Regions from separate parts of the Homo sapiens genome. Here regions 1, 2, 4 and 5 are each linked to region 3. The links are chromatin contacts, found by Hi-C or POLR2A ChIA-PET in ENCODE. All regions are on one chromosome and are shown on one strand. Each heading gives the region's core, a stretch centred on a gene start or an enhancer-like site at or near the end of the contact. The rest is flanking DNA. Distances are from core to core; before and after follow the strand shown.

Region 1 (4,506 bases), core at 987-3,486, 740 kb before region 3:
GGACTTAGTCATATTCAAAATTCTCCAATAAACACCTCACTGTTGTGTTTCGCCAGCTCCGCATTACACGCAAGTCTCAATGGCCCGTGGCTCAGTGTCCTGCTCCGTGAAATGACGGAATTGGACACAGCTCACAGCTCACTCTGGAGTTAACTGAAGCCCTTGAAGGAAAACCACCAGGTTTTCTAAGAGTTTATGGCATTATTTATTTTTATTATCCTCACCAAAAATTTATGTTCAGCCACTTTTTTTTTCCTCTAAATTTTCTGGAACGTTTCTCCTTAGTGTTCTTCATTCATGAAGCACATAAAAGTCTCTTTGACCTTATCTCTCTCTCTCTTTTTGTAAAGCTCTTCTTGGTATTATTGAATTTTATTCATAGCAAGACCCATCTGAGGCAATCCTGGTGCAATCTTCCTCACTTTGTCTGTCTTCCTTCCTTCCTTCTTTCCTTTCTCCCTTCCTTCTCTCTCTCTTTGTGTCTTTCTTTCTTTCTTTTTCTTTCTCTCTCTCTCTTTCTCTCTCCTTCCTTCCTTCTTTCCTTCCTTCCTCTCTCCCTCCCTCCCTCCCTTCCTTCCTTCCTCCCTTCCTTCTCTCTCTCTTTCTTTTCTTTCTCTCTCTCTTTCTGTCTCTCTCCTTCCTTCCTTCCTTCCTTCCTTCCTTCCTTCCTTCCTTCCTTCCTTCCCTTCTTTCTTTCCTCCCTCCCTCCCTCCTTCCCTCCCTCCCTCCCTTTCTCTCTCTCTCTCTCTCTTTCTTTCCTGTCTCCAATCATCCACCCACCCACCTATCCATCCACCCACCCGCCCATCCATCCATCCACCCACTCACCCATCCATCCATCCACCTACCCACCCACCCATCCATTCATCCACCCACCCATCCATTCATCCATTCTTTCACCTAGTCATCCACCGATTCAACCACCCATCCACCCATCCAGTTATCTACCCACCCACCCATTCACCACCCACCCACCCACCCATCCATCCACCCATCCATCCAATCATCCACCCATCCATCCAACCACCTATCCACCCACCCTTTCACCCATCCACCCATCTATCTATCTATCCATCCATCCTCCATCCATCCATCCATTCATTTAACAAAAGAGACAATCTCCTGTCCCCTTTGGGAACACTGCCAAGTTTTCTCTGCCTTGCAGCTGGGTCGAGTTGACATTTGGCAGAAGGAGGTGGGTGGTACATTTTGCATCAGGGCCTAGGCCTGCCTCAGACACAGGTGTTCAGCTCCATGCCAGGACTAATGCTGGGCATGGAAAGCTGGAGAGGTGGCTTTGTGCCCAGGGCCGGTTGTAGCATCTTGGCATGTTTCTGTTCCCAAAGTCCCCAGTGGGCACAGGGACATTCAGCCATCTTCAGAGATAGCTACCATTTAAAGCAACAAGGAGATAGGACAACCATCACTTTCCCTGACTCCAGTGAGACCTGGAGGCTGTCCTGCAAGTGAGATGCCACCTTAAGCTCTTCATGAGCAGAGTTGCCCATAGCCCTTAGCTCACTGCAGGAAGCAACCAATGTGGCCCCCACATTAGTAGCCCTCAGAGCCAGACCAAGTTCAAAATTTGGTTAACAAACCTGTAGGCTTCTTCTTGTTTTCAAATGTCACAGAAAATCTTTTTGTGCTATTGTAGGAATGGAATCTCTCCTTCCTTCAGCCTCATCTGAGTTGAGGTGGGGAGAGTTGGACACAAAGTTCAAGGGGAGAGAACACTCAAAACAGCCCCCAGAAAGCCAAGGCAGGGGTTGGCACACCAAAATGACACAGAGACAGCTCCATGCCCTAATGGGTCGATCCCATCCTTCAATAACAGTGGGTGGCTGGGATCTTCTGCATTTCACGGGAGGCTCAGGGAGATGAAGCAACTTGCCTGAGGTGTCACAGGTGTAGGAAGGAGAGTAGGGGCAGATGGGGCCCAACTCCAGGTTTGCCTGGATGCAGAGCCACGCGTTCCCCCCGCCTCCTCCTTGATGGGTTCTCTCTGCACGCTTCAGGGTGCCCCCATGCTCTGCTCGGCCCCTGCAGCAGGAGGGCACAGAGCTCACTGCTGGCTGGTCTCCATGGCAACAGCTGACGAGTCTGCATCAGATGATGGCAGAGCTGCCTTGGAGCGCGAGCTTGGCTGTGACGGCAGGGACTTGGGAGGAGAGGAGCTGGAGGAGTGGGGGATGGGGCATGAGCTGGGGTGCCGGATGGGCTGCTCTCCCAGCAGCCATTTGGAAGATGCTTCCAGTCAAGTCTCAATCTCAGTCGGTCACTGGTCCATGTATATTTCATGGACATCTACCCTGTGCTGGGCACTGGGCAGACAACAGTCTACTGGACCCAGTCTCACTCTCAAGGGGACTGTAGTCCAAGAGAGAGGCAGGTAGATTATCAGGTAATTCCAGCTCACCACGATTGATGGGAAGGTAGGGAAAGTTTGGGATACATGCAAGGCCGTAGGAGAGGCACCCCACCGGGGCTTGGGGGCAGGAAAGTTTTCCAGGAGAGAGGGATATCTACGTGGCTTTCTGGCGGGGGGGGGGGGGTCGGGGAGAGAGAGAGAGGGAGAGAGGGAGAGAGAGAGAGATGAATGAGATCTGCCAGGAGTCCTCAGTGCCTGGAGCTCCAAGGGAGGAAGGCTAGGGAGGGAAGCCATGCTTGTCCTGGGGCCGAGATGAGGAGGAAGGGGAGGGTCTGCTCCAGGCCAGCCCTGGACAAGGGGATAAATTTTGTCTTCACCAGACACTGAATTGGTCATCCTCACCTCCCACCTTACAGATGAAGAAACTGAGGCTCAAAGAGCCACAGCGGGACGGAGGAGGTGGACCCGGCTCTGATGCAGGTGGCTGGTTCGATGGCAGACTCCCCTGTGCCGAGACTCCCAGACCAAATCCGGAGGTCCTGGAGTAGAGTGGGTGGGTCCGCCAGGGCATGGCCAGGCTGCCTGTCTCTGGAGACTCCCCCAAGGAAGTTTCTTGACCTTGAGGATGATAACGCAGGGCAGGCTCTTGAGGGCTGTGCAGGGACTCCCTGGAGAGCCCTGGGAAAAGCAGGTCCCCGCCTGCCTGGGCCTCTGCCTCTGCTGCAGGGGCCAGCACAGGTGTCAGGTCCCCACACATTTCATGTCCAGGCCATTTTCCCACTCTAGGGCCAAGGCTGGGCACTTCCCAGTCAGTGGCACAGCTGGTACTGTGGGGTCTCTCGCTCTGCAAAGGTTGGTTTCAATCCCAAGTGTCACTGCTGGAAACACTGGCCACCCCGGGACATGTGGTCTTGCCAGTCCTTCTGCAGGGCTCTGTTTCTTAGGTCCCAATCATCTGCAGGGAGCACTAGTCCGAGATCTTCCAAGATGCTGGGCAGGAACAAGCCTGCTATGCTCATTCCCAAAGGACTCCACATCTAGATAAATGAAGGCCTGGAAGGCTCTTTGGCTCTACACTAGCAAAACAGCTTACGTCACCCTGCCTAAAGAGACAGTCAGGAAATCCCCTTGTTCCTGGGCGAGGAGAAGCTGGCCCACACGGAGTGACGGCATTGAGCAGATACTACCCTTGGCTCGCTCATGGATGGGGCGGGGCCTGCTGACCTTGACAGCAATCAGGGGAGGGGGTTTGGAGGGAAGGGGTTAGCTGGTGAAGGTGAGGGAAAGGACTGGAGTTAGGACAGGGTGCAGCGACCACATCCTGTGACGAGGAGGCATCTGTGACCTGTGTGATCTGCCAGGCAGGCAGCACAAGTCATTGTACTGCTACTATGCCCGCTACTGAGACAGGAACAAAGAGAGGCTGTTTCTGCCTCTTGGTGCTCTCCATTGGACATGTCTGCTGGGCAGTGCTGGCTTTTACCATAGGTATTTTTCTGCTCTTCCTTCCCTCCTCCTCTCCCTCTCTCTTTTCCAGGGCACTCACACACACACACTTGCACACATGTGCACAGTTGCACACACATGCATTGAACACATGTGCACATATATGCGTTTGCATCCACTTGCACACCCACACACCTGTGCACTAGCACCCATTTGCACGCATGTCCACACACTTGCACACATGTGCATTTGCAGAAATGCACCCTTGCACTTGTGTGACACACCTGCACACTTGCATACACCCATTTGCATACAGGCACAGACACACTCGCATACATTTGCACACACAGCCACAAACTTGCACAAGCAGCACTTGTACACTGACACATATCCGTTTGTGCCTATACAGTGCACACTTACACATTTGCACACAGCTGTGCTTGCTCACACATTTGCACACACCCACCTACACACTTGCACACATACTACACACTTGAGCGTGCAGCACACATACCTATGTGCATACATGCACATTTGCACATGCACACAGCAGTGGCACACACTTCTCTATCACTCTCCCTAGTCACTGTTCTCCCCTGTGATTCCCACCCCTCTGACCGCCCCTGCTCACTTGCTGCCCCCTCCACTGGAAGGGGCCTGGCCTGGTGCCCTGTCTCTGTCTGTCTCCACCG
Region 2 (4,766 bases), core at 2,254-4,753, 880 kb after region 3:
GAGGCCGGAGAATCACTTGAACCCGGGAGGTGGAGGTTGTAGTGAGCTGAGATCACGTCACTGCACTCCAGCCTAGGTGGCAGAGCAAAACTCCGTCTCAAAAAAAAAAAAAAAAAAAACAGAGGGAGCTTTCACAGCTAGAAACCGGAGGTTGTGTAGGGGGTGTGTAACATACATGGAATGGGGACACTAGCACACCCTGTCCATTGAGCCCCACACCATGTCAGCACCCAGGGCACCAAGGGAGCTCTGACCCTTGCCTTTCTAGGGGTCCTCAGGGGGAGGCCAAAGGACCCAATGCAGAGGCCTGGCCCCACCCAGACCTTTCCCCTCCTCCCTCCACTACTCCCTGCCCCCCCCCCACCCTCTGGGGATGACTTCTCGGCAGCAGGAAACAATGAATGAAGGGTGGGGGTGGAGGCCAATTGCATCACAGCATCGTGACCGACTTCCCCAGTTCCCCGCCAGCCAGCGAGGCCTGTCTCCTCAAACAGCCGCCAGAGAACAGCAGGGATGATGGCTGGCAGGCCTGTGGTGGCCTGCCTGTGTAAGCTTGGGCAAGTTCCTGAACCTCTCTGGAGCTTCTCTCTGCTTTTGTAAAATGAGGGTTTTGAACCAGATATGCCCTCTCGGCCAGTTCTCAAGAAAACCCATTGTCCCCTGTACCTTTGTCCTCCCACTTCAAGTCTGTAGTGCCTTTCTCCACTTCCAACTGGGAAGCCCTCCTTATCAACTGGGAAGCTTCCAACTATGGGAATCTACAGTAATGTACGGGACAACCATTTATCAGTTACTCATGACTTCTGGTTTTGCCATTTTGCTGTTACTGGTCTCTAGTGTTTCGTTTTTTGATCTTTTTCCTTTGACTTACTTTGTCCAAAATAAATTGCCAGGCCGGGTGCAGTGGCTCACGCCTGTAATCCCTGAACTTTGGGAGGCCGAGGCAGGCGGACCACCTGAGGTTGGGAGTTCGAGACCAGCCTGATCAACATGGAGAAACCCCGTCTCTACTAAAAATACAAAATTAGCCAGGTGTGGGATTACAGGTGGCACGTGCCTGTAATCCCATGAGGCAGGAGAATCGTTTGAACCCAGGAGGTGAAGGTTGCGGTGAGCCGAGATCACACCATTGCACTCCGCCTAGGCAATAAGAGTGAAACTCTGTCTCAAAAAAAAAAAAAAAGAAAAGAAATTGCCAGCTGGGTGCAGTGGCTCACACCTATAATCCCAGCACTTCGGGAGGCTGAGGCGGAAGGATAGCTTGAGGCCAGGAGTTCAAGACCAGCTTGGGCCACATAGAGACTCCCCCTGCCCTGGCCTTTCTCAAAAATAAAATTAGAAAAAAAAAAAAAAAAAAAAAGAAACCATGAACTTTTTGAGAGCAGGGATGGTGTCCTCCACTGTGCTGCTAAGGCACTCAGACTTGGGCACTGATGGACACACTGGTTATGTGTGTTACAAAACCTGCTGCCTTCCTTGAGGGAAGCTTCAAAAGAGACTTAGCATCTCCTTGGGATTTGCAGAGGAGGGGCAATAGGAACTAAACAGGATGCCAGACCAGCTCTTCCTGGGGAGCCTCCCTGTTCTCAGCCCCTCAGAATGGCTGTAGTATCTGGAAGTTCTGAGTTTTTTGGGATGGCCACAGCTGGTGGAAGGAAATCTCAAGGATCCGGTGACAGGAGATGGCAGGAAGCTTCGAGACTCAAGCATAGGCGGGTGCTGGCCATTTCTCCTGGTCAAGTGCAGGGGACGGTGTCCCCTGGAGATGAAACCCTCTTGGGTTTCTAAGAGCCCTGTGGCCAGCACCATGCTCCCATCATACTCAAATGCCATTTTGGCTTGATTTATATACAGCATCAGCCATTCTGAGAAAAACTAGCTAACAAGGTCAAGACAGACCCCTCTACTTGTCCTCTGTGACTAGATGAAAACAGAGAGCCAAAGGCAAGGGCACCAAGTGTTAAAAATCCCAAAAATGCACCTAGAGTCCACAACAGCTCTCCTGGGGAACAATGTTTTAAGATCCCTATCGCTGAGCCCTGCCCCTCCTCCCCCAGCAGGGCTAATAGGTAACTAGGGGGGTAGGGTACAGGAGAGATGTCCTGGGCCTCAAGAAAGCAGAGTACCCCATGGCCAGGAGGGCAAAAGCTTGGGCCTGGGCTAGAATGAAAAAGAAAGCAAATCCAGACCCCGGACCACTTCTCTGTGTGCTGGGCTGGTGGAGCTCAACACAGAGATTAAAGACACATTCCTGGCCTTATCTTGGGTCAAAATCTGTGTGTCCTCCTGGCTTGGGGGATGTATGTCCTTCCAACTTCCCAGTCCCCTTGGGCTTCGGAAGGTTGAACAGATCTTTGTGGGTAGAGCCCGGCTTCCTGAGCCAGGGTGGATTCATGCCTTTCCTGTTCCCTGTAGCGCTGGGTGTGTGTGTGTGTGGAGGGGGAGGGGGGAAACCACTCAACAGCACGAGGGGGTCCCCATAAACACAAGCACCCCCATCGCCCTCCCTGGGCCCTTCGCGCGGGCTTCCCAGTGCCCCAGACGTCCGGGCATCACCCTCTCCCCCTCCCCATCCCCTGGCTCTGGGGTCCCCCAGCTCCTGAGCCCCTCGCCAGGCCCCCGGCCCTCTCCCCCTCCCCCCAACTTTGGCGCCGCTTCCCCCCAGGGACCAGTGCCGGGCACCAGTCCCGAGGCCAAGCAGCAGCAGCCCGGGAGGCGGGCCTCAAAGTTGGAGGCGCCAGCGCCGGCCCGGGAGCCGCTCTTTCCTGGAAGACATTTTGGCTCTTTGTTTACATTCGCGGCGCGGCGCTCCCCGGCAACATGGCTGTCACCGCCGCGCTGACAGCGGCCCCGGCCCGCGCCCCTGCCCGCCGCCGCTTACCATCTGGTGGTGGTGGTGGCTGTTGGGAATGTTGGTTTCTTGGAAGAACGTGCTCAGCGCGGTCTGCGGACAAACAGGGCAGTGACACGGCGGGCCAGGCGGAGTCAGGAAACGCAGCGGCTGGGCCCCCCACCGGCTCTCCCCGCCTCCGCGCCCGGCCCGCGGCCCCCGACCCTCGGCTGCCCCACGTGCAGAGGGGAGCCGGTCCCGGCCCCGGTCCCGCGTAAGACCCGCTCGCGGGCGCCGATCGCCTTCCGGGCCGACAACAGGAGCGCTCCCCGCCCCCGCCGCCGCCCGGCGTCCCCGACCCCCGCGGCCCGGCCCCGCGGCGGCCAGGCTCGCACCTCGAACTGCCAGTGGGCCGCCTGCAGCAACTGCTTCGCCTGGTCGGCCGCGCAGCCCGCGGCCAGCACGAACTGGTTGATCATGACCTGGTGCCGCAGCTCGTCCATGTTCACCGACATGGCGCGGCGCGGCGCGGGGCCCGGCGTCTCCGGCCGGACGCAGACGCGGGGCTGCGCGGGCGCGGGAGGCCGGCCGCCCGGGGCTCCGGGGCTCGCGCTCACCGCTGCTGCCGCCGCTCCGCCGCCCGCTCCGCCGCCGCCCGCCCGGCGAATGTTGTGGTTCGACTCCCGCGGCCCGGCCGACACCACAAACAACAGCGCGGGGCGGGGCTGGGCCGGCCCAACGTTCGGGGACTGCCGCTGATTGGCCGGGGCGCCGCTCCGCCAGCGCCCGGCTCCCGTAAGGACGTTCGATTCGAATCCTGCGGCCTGTGGGGCCCTCACTGTTTCTCTTTTCGCCCGGCCGCGCCCATTGGCGGAGCTCGGCGCCGTGGGGCTCCCCAGCATTGGCCGGCCGCTGTGTTTTGGCTCATCCGGCCTCGTGGTTGGTCACGGCCGGGCGTTCGGGGCGGGGCCGCGCACTCTGATTGGCCTCCGGTGGTCCTGTTTGAACTCAACTTGAAAACCCGGAGTGCCTGCTGATTGGCCGAGGGCCCTCTGTTTGCTGTTGTAGGCTTGGGGGTGGTGCGGCCAAGTTCATTCATTACTTCATTGAAACAGAACATGCTCAGCTGGAAAAGCAAGACAGAGTGGCTTTGACTCATTTCCTCTGAAAGATGTGGTCATCTCGAGAAACAGAATGATCAAAATAGAAAACAGAGCCTTTGCAGCTGCTCAAGTCTCAAAAGCATGTAATTTTTAAAAATAACTTTCAAGCAGTCCAATTTAAAAAAATCTTTTATTGAAATATAACGTACATTAGGAAAGTGCGATGTCGCAGGTACAGCTTCCAGACTTTTCACCAAGTGAACACCCAGATCAATTAACAGAACGTTACTTGCACCCTAGGAACCCGCGTCCTGCCCTCTTCTAATCACTACCCACCGCAAGGATCGAGCAGTATTTTCTCAGTTTTTAGACCAAAGACTTTGCTCTCTGAAGATGGAAGCCAAGATTTATGTACAATAAATACGATATGCAAGGAAATATGCAAGGAAAAAAGTGAGACTTTCTCAGTGGCCAAAATGCCAAGTCAAGAATTTTTTCTTGTTAAATCGGTTGACCTAACTGAAGCTTTAATTTTCTTTTTTTTTTTTTCTCTTGCTTGTCACGAAAGCTAAGATGAAGCTTTAATTTCTACCATCTTTTAAAAAAACAACGGGTGGCAGTAGGGGTGGAGTCTGGGGTTGGGATGGCTTACACCTATAATCCCAGCACTTTGGGAGGCCGAGACAGGAGGATAACTTGAGGCCGGGAGTTCAACACCAGCTTGGGCAACATAGCACAGACTCCATCTCTACCAAATAAAAACAAACAATAACAAACAGTGAGTGTTTCTACAGAGATACTGTTTCTCAGTGGTAGCCCTTTAAAGTCCAAAA
Region 3 (4,586 bases), core at 1,330-3,829:
GTGATAAGTAACCACAATGCAGAAACAAATTATTAGTAAGTCTGCACTGACACATCATACCACACTCTAACGACAGAAAGAGACCACAATAGGTCATAATTCTATGCACACAAAAATGAAAAGATGATATTTAAATACATGAGGGCAGGGGGAGGTAATTAAACAATAAGAAAAAGCAGACAAAGCCCCAATGCAATGAGGCAAACAGTACTGGTGTGAGAGGGGTCCAATCCTCTCATTGGCTTACTGGGACTCTGCATTCATTACATGACCTGACCTGAGTCCTTTCCAGCAATGAACTGTTATGATTCTATTATTCTAATAACCAATATAATTAATGCTTGGATCATTTTCTCTTAAACAACTTCTACTAGAAGCCAAATAAAAATGATCTCGTGTTAAGATATTAGCTCTGGGAAAACAAAAATAAAACTGGAAAAAAATACTACTGTATCTCAAACTATGGAATACTCCTCAAAAGCTAGCTTCAAAGGAAACGTGTCAATTCCTATTTTCTAACTGTGTACACTACAGCTTTGGCGACCTGTCTTCGAGTGGCAGAGATGCCAAGTATTCTGGCTAAACAGGCTCCACTGAAATCTCTAGCCTCAGATAGCTAATATCCGTAAGTAATCGGTTAAATGTTCACACCTAATTCACAGTCAAGGAGCCCTCCTTATGGGTGCATAATCATTCTCTAGCGCCAGCCTACACGGATTGCTCTAAAAACACACCTGGACTTGCCAGTCCTCTGTCTCCCCTATTTAAAGTGAGAAAGAAAAATCGAATGAGCCTACCTGTCTTGTTGAGGATAATCATTAAGAATGGTACTTTATGCTGAACATGGTGAGAGGATATTCAAACATACAAAACTGAATATCCTCAAGGAGCCCGAAGTCTAGCTGTTAAAAAAAAAAGAGAGAGACAAATTACCAAGATGTATTTTATTTCAGAAACTTCCAAGATTCCTTTTTTTTTTTTTTTTTTTTTGAGACAGGGTGTCTCTCTGTTGCCCAAGGTGGAACACAGTGGCACAATCTCCACTCACTGCAGCCTCCACCTTCTAAGCTCAAGTGATCCTCCTGCCTCAGCCTCCCAAGTAGCTGGGACCACAGGCACGCACCACCATATATATTTTTTGTAGAAGGTTTCCCCATGTTGCCCAGGCTGGTCTCAAACTCCTGGGCTCAAGGGATCTGCCCACTTCAGCCTCCCAAAGTGCTAGGATTATAGTCATGAGTCACGGCGCCTGGTATAGAATTCCCATCTATAGTACTAAGGTTTAAACAGGTTTGGAACTTTCTCTGGTATGTCTGGCATACCTCTCAGAGGAGAGGTCATGGTGGAAAACATCGCCATCTGACAGTGTGAAAACGGCTAAGGAATGACTCTGGGTGACCACGAGTAAGCCATTTGACTTCCCTAGGACTCAGTTTCATCTCTGTAAAATGAGGTTTTCGGGGAGATGATCTTGAAAGACTTCCACCTCTAAAACCATGAGAATGAGAGCCAAACTCCCAAGTTCTCCAAACTCAACTTGAAGCTTTTCTAATATTCATCTTGATTATGCGACTGACACATCCTGATGTGCTGGGACCACGTTCTTTTTCTTTTGCAAACCTTACAGTGTTGGTGCACAGTGGGAATCCAATCATCTTTTAAAAATTTAATTGGGAATATTAATTTTAGGGTACTCTCCCAGATATGAGGACGATAACCGGGTACAAACAAGAGTTGGGGGAAGAAGCAAAAAAGCGTAATGCTCGTTTAAGAAACGGTAACATCCATTCAGGATTCCACCGCCTGGCAGAACTGGCTACACTCACTTAAGAACCTGCTAATTCACGAGCTTGTGAACCACAGCCAGGTCTCAGCTGCCGATGCTCTGGTCCAGATAAACGCCCTACGCGGGCATCCGGAGTGACAACGACCAAGTGGCATCCAGGAGCCGGACGGCCTCCATTGCATGACAATCGCTGTTTAAACAGGAGCCAAAGGCCAGACCCACTGAACGCATCCCGAGCAGGCTCGAGGGGCGGCCGGCGCCCGGGGCTGCTCAGCAGGGGTCCCGCGCGGCTGAGCCCCACGGGGCCAAAGCCCCGACCGACGGGAGAGAGGGGCGGGCACTGGCTCCGGACCCGAAACTCCGCTCTCAGCAAAAAGCGGCTCCCGGGAACTGGAAGCCTGGCGAGGTGGGGGTGGGGGCGGGGGAGGGGGGCGAGGGGCGGCGAGGGGCGAGCAGGGGGGCGGAGGGCGAGCAGGGGGGCGGGGGCACGGCCCGTTTCGGGTGCCGGGCCGATGGCAGCCGGGGCTGGGGAGGGACAGGCTCAGCAAGCGGGCGGCCGGGAGTTCCGGGGGGCCCGCCCGAGAGGCGCCGGACTCCACGGAGACCGGGACCGGGGCGAGGGCGCACTCGGACCCGCCGCGACGACGCGCCTACCTCTTGTCAGAAAGGCCGGGCCTGGGACACGGGGTGGCGAGGGGCGCTCATACCGGCGGCTCCGCGGGGCAGTCTCGGTTCCACTGCTCCGCGACCGTAGCTCGACCGCCGGTTCCGGGGAGGGGGCCGGGGAGGCGGGAGGGGGAAGGGGCGCGGCGACGGCACTTGTGGTTGTTACGGGTGACGGGGTGGGCGGGGCCGGGCGCCGGGAGGGGCGCGCGTGCGCGGCCGCGGCCGAGGGAGCGGGGGCGGGAGCGGGCGATGGTTGCTAAGAAAGGGGAGGGGGGAGGACACCCGGGGCCCGAACTGCGCAGGCGCGAGCTCCGACCCGCGAGCGTGGGAGGAGCTCGGAGAAGGCGCCGGCCCCGTCGCACTGCTGGATGTGCCCGAGGTCCTCGTGGCCCCTCCCAGTTTTGCGTCACTTGTTGGGGGCGGGGCCGGGCTGGGCTTCGCGAGTAGCGGGCGGAGGCGGAGTGAAGCCCCAAGGGGCTGCCGGCGTGCAGGGGAGGGGTTCGGCTGAGCGGGAAAAGGGAAGTTTGCGGGAGGTCAAAACCACCGGGGCCCTCCCGTATGGCTGCTGCTCTGAGGCCTGCCTCTGGTCGCCCTGGCGGCTGCCCCCGTGCTTCCTCATTTCTTGTTGACTGTTCAGGAGCACCAGGCTGCTCGCGCCAGTGCCCCGACCGCATTCTCGCCGAGTAATGGGGAGGAGGCGGACGCCGGTGCTGCGCGGCCCAGGGCTCGGGAGGGCCCGGGTGAGCCCGGGTGGAGCCCAGCGGCATCCTTGTCAACACATCCAGACGGCTCTAGTGTCGGGCCGCGGGCTTGAAACTGAGACGCGCGCCCAGGGCCTGCCCCTCGGAAACGAGGGTGCCAAGGTGGGGCTGCTAAGTAGCTCCCGAATTTCAGCAGGAGAGCACCGTCCAGCCCCAATTTTCAATCCGGTACCACTGAGACATTTTGGGGTCCTTAAGAGGAGCTCATGACTAGAAAGGGGCACCTCGCATGCCCACCCACACAGCAAAGCTGGTTTTATAACCAACATGCAATTTCACTGTCAAAGTCACTGTTGTTCCGTTCACATTAGTCACCCTGAGTGGCTGTACATTTCATGCTGCCATTGGACAGAACGTTTTTGGACCTGTTTAGGAATTTCCATCAAAGCCAGTTTACCAGACACACAAGCAAATCATTCATGGCCTCATCACCCCTTGTGTTCCACGTCAAACCATCATCTTCCAGCTGGGTCACCTACATTATTCACTACATTCAGTCTGACTGGCTTTTGCTTGTTTGTAGAAATCACATCCACCGGCCGGGCGCGGTGGCTCACGCCTGTAATCTCAGCACTTTGGGAGGCCGAGGTGGGCGGATCACGAGGTCAGGAGATCGAGACCATCCTGGCTAACACGGTGAAATCCCTGTCTCTACTAAAAATACAACAGATTAGCCGGGCGTGGTGGCGGGCGCCTGTAGTCCCAGCTACTTGGGAGTCTGAGGCAGGAGAATGGCGTGAACCCTGGAGGCAGAGCTTGCAGTGAGCCGAGATCGCGCCACTGCACCCCAGCCTGGTCGACAGAGCGAGACTCCGTCCCAAAAAAAAAAAAAAAAATCACATCCACCTTCAAAAGACGCTTTAACGCCGTTGCGGTGGCTCACGCCTGTAATCCCAACAGTCTGGGAGACCTAGGTGGGTGGATCACCTGAGGTCAGGAGTTTGAGACCATCCTGGTCAACACGGTGAGACCTCGTCTCCACTAAAAATACAAAAAGTAGCCGGGTGTGGTGCCAGATGCCTGTAATCCCAGCTACTTGGGAGGCTGAGGCAGGAGAATCACTTGAACCTGGGCAGAGGTTGCAGTGAGGCAAGATCACGCCACCTGCCCTGCACTCCAGCCTGGGCTGGACTCCAGCAAGACTCCGTGTCAAAAAAAAAAAAAAAAAAAAAAATTCACCTGACCTGCTGAACTTCTAGATGCAACCACCAGTTTACAGGAAATACAGAATAGAGGAACATGCTAAATGACACCATGAAAAACAATTGGCAAAGTACAGACTGTGGGAAACGGTACAAGACAAATATATTCTTTATCAAATTCCAAAGGAAAAAAAGAGGGGAATGGTCAATCTATAGATTAAAAGAGATTGG
Region 4 (5,240 bases), core at 2,232-4,731, 790 kb after region 3:
TCAAGAGCCCCGTTACAGAATTTTCTGGGGTTTCAGTACCCTCTAGAGGTTTCCATTGGTTACCTGGTGCACGCCCTATGTAAATGAAGGGAATGAAGTCAAGTTACAAAGTCATTCACTCAGTGTATGCCCTATGTAAATAGGATTATTTCCTGTATGCCCTATGTAAATGGAGAGGATATTTCTTGTCATAGCTGAAGTATTTCCATTTTATTTCGTTCTAAGAAGTCAGCGTGAATTGGCCTTACGTACCCTGCCTCCAGACCCTATTCTCCTGCCTCAGAAGTGTTTCGTGCTCCCCTTTTCAGCAAGCATTTATTTTTAATTTTTTTGAGTCAGAGTCTTTCTCTGTTGCCCATGCTGGAGTGGAGTGGCTCAATCGTAGCTCACTGCAGCCTTGGACTTCCGGGCTCAAGGGATCCTCCTGCCTCATCCTCCCAAGTAGCTGGGGCTATAGGCTGATTAACTTTTTATTGTTGTTATTGAGACAGAGACTCACTCTGTTGCCCAGGCTAGAGTGCAGTGGCACGATCTCGGCTCACTGCAACCTCTGCCTCCTGGATTCAAGTGATTCTTCTGCCTCAGCCTCCGGAGTAGAAGGGACTACAGGCATGTGCCACCACATCTGGCTAATTTTTTTTTTTTGAGATGGAGTCTCGCTCTGTTGCCAGGCTGGAGTGCAGTGGCTTGATCTTGGCTCACTGAAATCTCCACCTCCTGGGTTCAAGTGATTCTCCTGCCCCAGCCTCCCGAGTAGCTGGGACCACAGGCGCGCCACCACCCCCGGCTAATTTTTGTATTTTTAGTAGAGATGGGGTTTAAGCATGTTGACCAGGATGGTCTCAATCTCCTGACCTCGTGATCTGCCCACCTCGGCCACCCAAAGTGCTGGGATTGCAGGCGTGAGCCACCGTGCCCAACCTGTTTTTTTTTTTTTTTTTTTTTTTTGAGAGGAGGTCTCACTCTGTTGCCCAGGCTGGCACAATCTCGGCTCACTACAACCTCCGCCTCCCAGGTTCAAGCGATTCTCCTGCCTTAGCCTCCCAAGTAACTGGGATTACAGTTGCCTGCCACCACACCTGGCTAATTGTGTGTGTGTGTGTGTGTGTGTGTGTGTGTGTGTGTATGAGAGAGAGATGGAGTCTTGCTGTGTTGCCCAGGATGGAGTGCAGTGGCCTGATCTCAGCTCACTGCAACCTCCGCCTCCCGAGCTCAAGCGGTTCTCCTGCCTCAGCCTCTTGAGTAGGTGGGATTACAGGTGTGTGCCACCGCGCCACCACATCTGGCTGATTTTTTTTTTTTTTTTTTGAGACAGAGTCGCGCCCTCGCCCGGTCGTCCAGGCTGGAGTTCAGTGGCACAATGTCAGCTCACTGCAAGCTCCGCCTCCCGGGTTCACGCCATTCTCCTGCCTCAGCCTCCCGAGTAGCTGGGACTACAGGCGCCCGCCACTGCGCCCGGCTAATTTTTTGTATTTTTAGTAGAGATGGGGTTTCACCGTGTTAGCCAGGATGGTCTCGATCTCCTGACCTTGTGATCCGCCCGCCTCAGCCTCTCAAAGTGCTGGGATTACAGGCGTGAGCCACCGCGCCCGGCCACATCTGGCTAATTTTTTGTATTATTAGTAGAGACAGGGTTTCACCATGTTGGCCAGGCTGGTATCGAATTCCTGACCTCGTGATCCACCCACCATAGCCTCCCAAAGTGCTGGGATTACAGGCATGAGCCACCGTGCCCAGCCTAATTTTTGCATTTTTAGTAGAGACAGTGTTTTGCCACCTTGGCCAGGCTTGTCTCAAACTCCTGACCTCAGGTGATCCACCCACCTCAGCCTCCCAAAGTGCTGGGATTAAAGGAGTGAGCCACCACGCTCAGCCAACACCTGGCTAATTTTTGTATTTTTAGTACAGATTGGGTTTCGCCATGTTGCCCAGGCTGGTCTTGAACTCCTGACCTCAAACTATCATCCGCCTCGGCCTCCCAAAGTGCTGGGATTACAGGCATGAGCTACTGCACCTATCCCATTCCCCCTTTTTTTTAAGAAGGTAACAAGGTTTTTGTCAGGGTCTGTGAGCTGGACATGTGTGCAGTGGTTAAATAATTTGGCCTAGGCTGTGCACCCACTGTCCTTTTTTTTTTTTTTTTTTTTTCTAGAGAGCTATTGGAATAGGGGCCAGGCTGCTGCAGGCTCAGGGCAGCTCAACTTCCAAATCCTGTAGCTTCAGACTTGTGGTCCTTCACGACATGCTGAGTCACAATCTACTGCTCCCTCAAGCCCAATGTCACCACAAGCAGAGTCTCTAAAGGACATTCTCAGAAGATGGTACTGTCAATGTGAGAGGCACCTCTCCTCCCCTCGAGTTCTGGTGCAGCTGATAACTAGAGATCTCAAATGCTTCCCTGGGCTTTACTTTCTACTTCAACAAGTACTGATTGCGGGCCTCTGGAGCCCACACACTGCCCTATACACTGGGTAACACGGAGCACTCAGGAATACACGATCTTGGCGGGGCGTGATGGCTGAGGCCTGTAATGTCGGCATTTTGAATGACTGAGGTAGGAGGATGGCTTGAGCCCGGGAGGTAGAGGCTGCAGTGAGCCGTGATCGCGCCACTGCACTCCAGCCTGGGCGGCAGAGGGAGACCCTATTTCAAAAAATAAATAAATAATAATAAAATTAAAAAAAAAAAAAAGGAACTCACGATGTGGCCGTAAAATGGGTTACATCCTAGTTAGGAAAATAGATGTTTGCAAAGGTACATAAATATGCAAGCATCAAAACAATAACAACAACAACAAAAATTTAAAAAATGCAAGCATCTACGTGTGGCACAGTCCCGCGGGCCGGGCGGCTTACTGTGGTTGAGGTCACCAGAAAGACTGTGGAACAGACGCATCGCGAGTGGGTCTCGGAGGGGTGGCGCATATGGAAAGAGGAGAAGGAGGGCTTTTTTGATTGAAAGCGAATACCGGCAAGAGGGCCTTTGGCACGTTCAGGGAACCTTGCCTTACACGCAGACACAGGGTTGGGGATCTGTTCGGAAACGCCTGAAAGATCAGGCTCAGGAGAAGACCACTTTTTGGCCGCTTCAGTACTGCGGTCAACCAGCTGGAAAGAACCCCCGCCCTCTACTTTTCAAATTAATCTCCGGCCGGCGCACGCGCCTCGTGGGGCGGGCGCTGTGCTACCATAGACATGCAGAGCTAGATCGTATACCTCCTCGGAGGCGGACATGTTGGGTCCTGGCCAAAAAGTTGGAAACACCTGGGGCCACTACCGAGGTAGGCTGCTCCTCCCAAGAAAGTGAGACCGAAAGAGCTCCCGTGGAAGCGGTCAAAGCAGGGGCGGGGCGAACCTGTGACATGCCCCTCGGAAGAACAGGCTTTTAGAGAGTCGCCAGGCTCCCTGCCCTCATCCGAGATGGCGGCCTGAGGGCGCTCTAGCCGACGCTCTTCGGATGCCCGGAGGGGGCGGTGGCCTTGCCTCTGGCTCTGAGGCGGCGGCGCCGGGCGCTGCGAAGGCTCGGCCGCTGTAGTCAGTGGTGTGGGGTGCGCAAGGGCACGGACCTCGGAGCTCTCCCCGCTTGCGCCGAGTTTCTCAGCGCCTTCCCCACCCAAACCGGGGTCTCGCAGTCGGAAGCACTCAGAGTGCAGCCCCGCGCGGGGCCGGTCGTAACCGCGCCGCGGGCCGGACGATGCCCAAGAAGCTGCTGCTGTTGCCCCCGCCCTCCGCGTCCTCGGCTTTCCGCGTCCCGCGCGCCCGCCCCGTTCCCCCGCCGGCCATGAACGCCGCTCGCACCGGCTACCGAGTCTTCTCGGCCAACTCCACGGCCGCCTGCACGGAGCTGGCCAAGCGCATCACAGAGTAAGGGGGCGGTGGGAGGGCCGGGCCGGGGGCGGCGGCGCCTAGCTCTCCTTCGCGCCCGGAGGGACCCGCTCCCCTCCACCCGCCCCACCTCCTGCACCTGGGGCGGGAGGCGCGGGCCTTCCCAGCCGGACAAAGCTTGGAGGTGACGGATACCGCCCCCCGCTCCCCGGTTTTGCAGCTGGGAGGCTTGGGGCGGACTCTCGGTGACCTCAGCCCCCCGCCCCGTGACTGGGTCCGCGGCCTGCCTGCCTTTCGTCTCCGCAGTCCCACACCCCGGGGCGGGCCGAGCTTTCTGGAGCCCCGGAGTGCGTGTCTTGGGGAAAGGGGCTCAGGGCTTGGCTTCCTTTCCCACGGCTGGAGTTGACCTGGGAATCTGACCGCCGCCACTCTCAAGTCTCACTGCAGTGAGACCCGCGGGCGTGGTTGTGAGTTGGGGGATCCGACGCGGCAGGTGCGGTCGCAGAGCAAAGGTGTGGGGACTGGCAGTGCGAAGAAGGCAATTCCAGGGAGGCAGATGGGCCGGAGCTGGTGGTAGAAATGACAGGCCTGACCCTGCTTTGTAAATCAGCTTGGGATAAGATCAGTCATTTGTGTCTTTAACCCAACCAAGCCCCTGGTCTTAAGTCGCCTTTGGGGTCTGACAGCTCTGAGATGCCCTCCCAGCCTTGCCACTTACTAGCTCTGTGTCAGTGGGCAAGAGACTTGATTTCCCTGAACCTCATCTGTGAAATGGGCATGGTTGAGAATATTGTATGATCGGGATAATGTAGAAGTAGTATCTGGTTCTAGCAGAGTAGGGGCTCATAGTGGCCCTCTGAATAGTTGTTTACTAAGTGGCCTCTTTTCTTTTTCTTTTTCTTTTCTTTTTTTTTTTTTTTTTTTTTTTGAGACGGAGTCTCGCTCTGTCACCCAGGCTGGAGTGCAGTGGCGAGATCTCGGCTCACTGCAAGCTCCGCCTCCCGGGTTCACGCCATTGTCCTGCCCCAGCCTCCCAAGTAGCTGGGACTACAGGCACCCGCCACCACACCCGGCTCATTTTTTGTATTTTTAGTAGAGACTGGGTTTCACCGTGTTAGCCAGGATGGTTTCGATCTTCTGACCTCGTGATCCGCCCGCCTCGGCCTCCCAAAGTGCTGGGATTACAGGCTTCAGCCACCGCGCCCGGTGAAATGGCCTCTTTTCTAGTTGGCTCTTTTGGAGAATCCCAGAGCTCTGATATAAAGGAGGAGCCTTATATGCCCTTTCTACATACACTTGTTAGAAATCTAAGACATAAAATGAATAGCTCGTCTTTTAATATTTAAAGCCATTTTCACATTTTAAACAGTTTTCATAGAGTTACTTCGTTACTTTTTTAGGGTTGACAAATGATTG
Region 5 (4,512 bases), core at 1,294-3,793, 660 kb after region 3:
GATGGGGTACTGGGCAACAGCCACTGAAATTTGGGATGTACTTACTCTTCAACCCAGCCATTCTGCTTCCAGAACTTGGTCTTGTAATAGTTAAACAAGCACACGCGGTGTATGCAAGGGTGTTAGTTGCAACATCAGACCCATGTCTCAAATTCCGGAAACATCCTAAATAACCAGCAGTCTGGACTTAAGTAAATCTTGGTGCATTCCACTTATGAAATCTTTGCATTCATCAAAAAAGACAAGAGGCCTAGGGCCGGGTGTGGTGGCTGAAACCTGTAATCCCAGCACTTTGGGAGGCCGAGGCAGGTGGATCACCTGAGGTCAGGAGTTCGAGACCAGCCTGACCAACATGGAGAAACCCCATCTCTACTAAAAATACAAAATTAGCTGGGCGTGGTGGCGCATGCCCGTAATCCGAGCTTCTTGGGAGGCTGAGGCAGGAGAATCACTTGAACCTGGGAGGTGGAGGTTGCGGTGAGCCGAGATCGCGCCACTGCACTCCAATCTGGGTGACAGAATGAGACCCCATCACAAAAAAAAAGAAAAAAGAAAAAAAGTAGGTCTGTCCGTATGTGTTGACAGGGAAAGATGTCTACAATGCAGGTAAAATGATAGAGTGTGGGCTGGGCTTGGTGGCTCACGCCCATAACCCCGGCTACTTGGGAGGCTGAGGCAAGAGAATTGCTTGAACCTGGGAGGTGGAGGGTGCAATGAGATTGGCTCACAGCAATCTCTTCCTCTCGGGTTCAAGTGATTCTCCTGCCTCAGCCTCCCGAGTAGCTGGAACTACAGGAATGAGGCACTATGCCTGGCTAATTTTTGTATTTTAGTAGAGATGGTGTTTCACTGTGTTGGCCAGGCTAGTCTCGAACTCCTGACCTTAAGTGATCCATCCACCTTGGTCTCCCAAAGTGTTGGGATTGTACGTGTAAGCCACCACACACAGCTGTGTGATTTTTTTTTTTTTTCAATGAGCATATGCCACTTTTATTGTTAAACAGTGTTCTCACTATGGGGGAGAAAAGTGCCAGACAGGTGGCAGTTTCAGTTATCTTTTTTTTTTGAGACATTTTCTCACTCTGTCGCCCAGGCTGGAGTGCAGTGGCATGATCTTGGCTCACTGCAACCTCTGCCTCCTGGGTTCAAGCAATTCTCGTGCCTCAGCCTCCCAAGTAGCTGGGATTATAGGCATGCGCCACCACACCTGGCTAATTTTGTATTTTTAGTAGAGACAGGGTTTTACCATGTTGGCCAGGCTGGTCTCAAACTCCTGACCTCAGGTGATCCACCTACCTCGGCCTCCCAAAGTGCTGGGATTACAGGCATGAGCCACGCACCCAGCCAGTTTTAGTTATCTTTGAAAAATGAACTGGGGCTGGGCACAGTGAGCTTGCACCTGTAATCCCAGCACTTGGGAGGCCAAGGCAGGCAGATGGCTTAAGCCCAGGAGTTCCAGACCAGCCTGGCTAACATGGAGAGACCCCCACCTCTACAGAAAAAAGACAAGAAAAATAAACTGGGTGGCCTTGGGGGACAGGGACCAGCACAGTAGGTTTCTCATCTCTCGGCCCACCTCGGCCTCCCCAAGTGCTGGTATTACAGGTGTGAGCCACCGTCCCTGGCCTGCATCTTCATGCTCTTTTCAGGGTTTGGTTCTTGCCTCAAGCGGAGAGATCAGAAATTGAATGAGGTAGTAAGTTGAGGACCTCCCAGACCCATATGGTCCGGGATGCAAATGATGGTCAGAAATAGACCTCACTCCAACCACTGGGCCTGAGGTTCAGCCTGGTTCAGGCTGGGTTTAGTCCCCAGGGATGGTTTGTTTTTGGTTTTGTGTGTGTGTGTGTGTGTGTGTGTGTGTGTGTGTGTGTGTGTGTGTGTGTTTTCAGACAGAGTCTTGCTCTGTCGCCAGGCTGGAGTGCAGTGGCGCGATCTCGGCTTACTATAACCGCTGCCTCCTGGGTTCAAGCCATCCTGCCTCAGCCTCCCGAGTAGCTGGGATTACAGGCACGTGCCACCACGCCTAGCTAATTTTTTGTATTTTTAGTAGAGACGGGGTTTCACCATGTTGGCCAGGATGGTCTCGATCTCCTGACCTCGTGATCCCCCCACCTCGGCCTCCCAAAGTGCTGGGATTACAGGCGTGAGCCACCGCGCCCAGCCGCCCAGAGATGTTTGAACCAACTTTAGGCAAGTTGGTTCTTGGTCTGGGCTGCGTGCCCTGGCGTCAGGGTCCTGACACTGCGCCACCCCGCACCGCCCACCGCTGCTCTCCCGGTCTCCATTCCAGCCCTCCCGCCTCCTGCCCACAATGGCCTCTGCTGACAAGAATGGCGGGAGCGTGTCCTCTGTGTCCAGCAGCCGCCTGCAGAGCCGGAAGCCACCCAACCTCTCCATCACCATCCCGCCACCCGAGAAAGAGACCCAGGCCCCTGGCGAGCAGGACAGCATGCTGCCTGAGGTAAGGGGGCTGGCCTGGGGGCTCACTGTTCTGCCGTAGGTAACAGATGTACCCACGTGACACTTTCTGGTCAGTTTCACTTCCCAGAGGGGCTCCTTCCTGAGCCACAGCTGCTGTCTGTGCAGCCCTTGACTCGGGCCCTACCCCCTCCTTCCTGGGCCCGAAATATCACAGGGAGTAAAGCCAGGAACCGGGCTCACTCTCATCGTGGTCAGGGGCACACAGGAAGGGCCAGCCCCAAGAAAGTGCTTGCTGGTAACCCTGGGGCCCTGGCTGTTCTCATTTCACCCCCTAGGCCTGGACTCTCAGTCTCTCTTCTGAGGGCTGGGGGCTTTCTTTGACATGGGTGAGCAGGGGACAGTGTCTCCCTGGCATCAGCAGCCCGCCTAGGCAGTGTCCGCTTCCTTTGGGAGGACGAGAACAGATCAGTGTTTCTGACAGTCTGGTCTAGTGCCCCATAAAGAGCTCATTGAAAACCGGCTTGTGGCAGCGTGGGCTTCCTGCACAGTCTGGAGTATAAAGGGAAGCGATGTTAACGCCCCCCGTTCACCCGAGAGCTCTGCAGAAGACACAGCAGCAGGCAGGAGCGTCATGGTGCAGAGGGGAGGGACTGGATGAGGAGTTAGGAAAACACACGCTGGCCTTGACGGAGAAAAGTTAGACAATGGCGATTTTAAATTCAGAATGAGGCTGGGCGAGGTCGCCTCATGCCTGTAATCTCATCACTTTGGGAGGCTGAGGCAGCCAGATCACTTGAGCCCAGGAGTTCGAGACCAGACTAGACAACATAGCAAGACTCTGTCTCTGCAAAAAAAATTAAAAAAGAGCTGGGTGTGGTGGCACATGCCTGTAATCCCAGCTACTTAGGACACTGAGGTAGAAGGCTTGCTTGAGCCTGGGAGGTCGAGGCTCCAGTGAGCTATGATGGTGCCACTGCCCTCCAACCTGGGCAACAGAGCAAGACTCTGTCCCAAAAAATATATATATAGGCCGGGCATGGTAGCTCATGCCTGTAATCCCAGCACTTTGGGAGGCCGAGGCGGCCAGATCACTTGAGGTCAGGCAGGAGTTCGAGACCAGCCTGGCCAACATGGTGAAACCCCGTCTCTACTAAAAATACAAAAATTAGCCGGGTGTGGTGGCACATGCCTATAGTCCCAGCTACTCAGGAGGCTGAGGCAGAAGAATCGCTTGAACCTGGGAGGCGGAGGTGTCAGTGAGTCGAGACCACACCACTGCACTCCAGCCTGGACAATACAGTGAGATTCCATCTCCAAAAAAAAAAAAAAAAAAAAAAAAAAAATATATATATATATATATATACATATACAAACACACACACACACACACACACACACACACACACATTATATATATATATTTCCAAATGAAAGCAAATTGGGGCATAAATCAGGGTTGAAGTTTGTTCTCAGGGTTTTCAGAATAGGAGGCTAAAGAAAAGCCAGCCCAGGACCTGGGCTGCACACACCACCGCCTGCCCTCCCTCCTTCCTCCCCAAGAGGAAGAACCCAGCCTACTTGAAGAGCGTCAGCCTCCAGGAGCCACGCAGCCGATGGCAGGAGAGTTCAGAGAAGCGCCCTGGCTTCCGCCGCCAGGCCTCACTGTCCCAGAGCATCCGCAAGTGAGCCCCCCTACACCCAAGCCCAGCACCCCCCACCCAGCAACCTGTGGATTCTCGGGGCCTGGACATGATTGGGCCTGGTCCCTGCGTCCCCTCTCTGGAAGGAGGAGGCCGGCATTAATGAGCAATGTCTCCCTGTGGCCTATTATCATGGTATAGATGGGGAAATGGGTATGTGCTTTGCGGAATATCACGGTGTGGAGGCTGGGGGGCTTCGAGGAGCTGGGTGGATCAGTGTGGGGGTGCCTGGGGCCCTAGCCTGGCTCCTCACGCTCCCGTCATCCCCTGCTTCTGCTCATCTGGTCACTGGGCTCCAGCCAGGGGCCTCACAGGCAGATCCGCCCCCCACCTCCCTGTAGGCACGCGGGCACACACGTGCCATCACCCCTTCCACACACTCAGGTGC

What was found. A loop is a pair of places that touch in the nucleus more often than their neighbours do. ChIA-PET counts read pairs that join two places held with the same protein, here RNA polymerase II (POLR2A). Pooled maps may share reads with other maps.
Region 1: a loop to region 3 is called in a pooled map, with 6 times the contacts of the local background. The contact joins the promoter of LINC01973 here to the promoter of SEC14L1 in region 3. A Hi-C loop is called at or near these places in 4 of 37 single-sample maps with no recorded cell type and 5 of 50 pooled maps.
Region 2: a map with no recorded cell type shows a loop between it and region 3 (8-fold over the local background). The contact joins the promoter of UBALD2 here to the promoter of SEC14L1 in region 3. A Hi-C loop is called at or near these places in 4 of 37 single-sample maps with no recorded cell type and 12 of 50 pooled maps.
Region 4: a map of B cell shows a loop between it and region 3 (12-fold over the local background). The contact joins the promoter of PRPSAP1 here to the promoter of SEC14L1 in region 3. A Hi-C loop is called at or near these places in 1 of 168 maps with a recorded cell type or tissue (B cell) and 4 of 50 pooled maps. POLR2A ChIA-PET finds 5 or more read pairs at or near these places in 1 of 52 experiments (HEK293).
Region 5: a loop to region 3 is called in a pooled map, with 10 times the contacts of the local background. The contact joins the enhancer-like site here to the promoter of SEC14L1 in region 3. A Hi-C loop is called at or near these places in 6 of 37 single-sample maps with no recorded cell type and 4 of 50 pooled maps.

What each region holds. Positions count from the first base shown.
Region 1 is chr17:77,881,817-77,886,322 of GRCh38, reverse strand. LINC01973 (long intergenic non-protein coding RNA 1973) reads left to right here and starts at 2,236. Exons shown (of 2, transcript NR_028337.1): 1 at 2,236-2,401; 2 at 2,785-4,506. RefSeq lists an enhancer at 3,399-3,758.
Region 2 is chr17:76,264,085-76,268,850 of GRCh38, reverse strand. It overlaps UBALD2 (UBA like domain containing 2), which reads right to left and starts at 3,503. Exons shown (of 3, transcript NM_182565.4): 1 at 3,226-3,503; 2 at 2,882-2,944. The coding sequence starts at 3,345. It overlaps LOC105371896 (a long non-coding RNA gene), which reads left to right and starts at 3,770. Exons shown (of 6, transcript XR_007065913.1): 1 at 3,770-4,766. RefSeq lists enhancers at 491-720, 2,691-2,790, 4,051-4,100 and silencers at 2,961-3,100, 3,401-3,700.
Region 3 is chr17:77,138,962-77,143,547 of GRCh38, reverse strand. It overlaps SEC14L1 (SEC14 like lipid binding 1), which reads right to left and starts at 2,579. Exons shown (of 17, transcript NM_001143998.2): 1 at 2,441-2,579; 2 at 798-902. It overlaps LOC105371901 (a long non-coding RNA gene), which reads left to right and starts at 2,109. Exons shown (of 5, transcript XR_934988.3): 1 at 2,109-2,192. RefSeq lists silencers at 1,807-2,101, 2,266-2,715, 2,726-2,935, 3,086-3,295.
Region 4 is chr17:76,352,157-76,357,396 of GRCh38, reverse strand. PRPSAP1 (phosphoribosyl pyrophosphate synthetase associated protein 1) reads left to right here and starts at 3,481. Exons shown (of 10, transcript NM_002766.3): 1 at 3,481-3,863. The coding sequence starts at 3,694. RefSeq lists enhancers at 3,135-3,404, 2,651-3,515, 4,365-4,424 and a silencer at 3,685-4,004.
Region 5 is chr17:76,479,327-76,483,838 of GRCh38, reverse strand. It overlaps RHBDF2 (rhomboid 5 homolog 2), which reads left to right. Exons shown (of 19, transcript NM_001005498.4): 3 at 2,294-2,464; 4 at 3,985-4,106. The coding sequence starts at 2,315. Among named protein-coding and RNA genes, the nearest start is that of AANAT, 14 kb to the right of the region's middle. RefSeq lists silencers at 1-86, 1-292, 1,967-2,016, 2,077-2,176, 2,997-3,066. Within about 2 kb of position 2,543, at least 14 of the 41 ENCODE cell types and tissues checked have a DNase peak (open chromatin) inside an H3K27ac peak, as active enhancers do.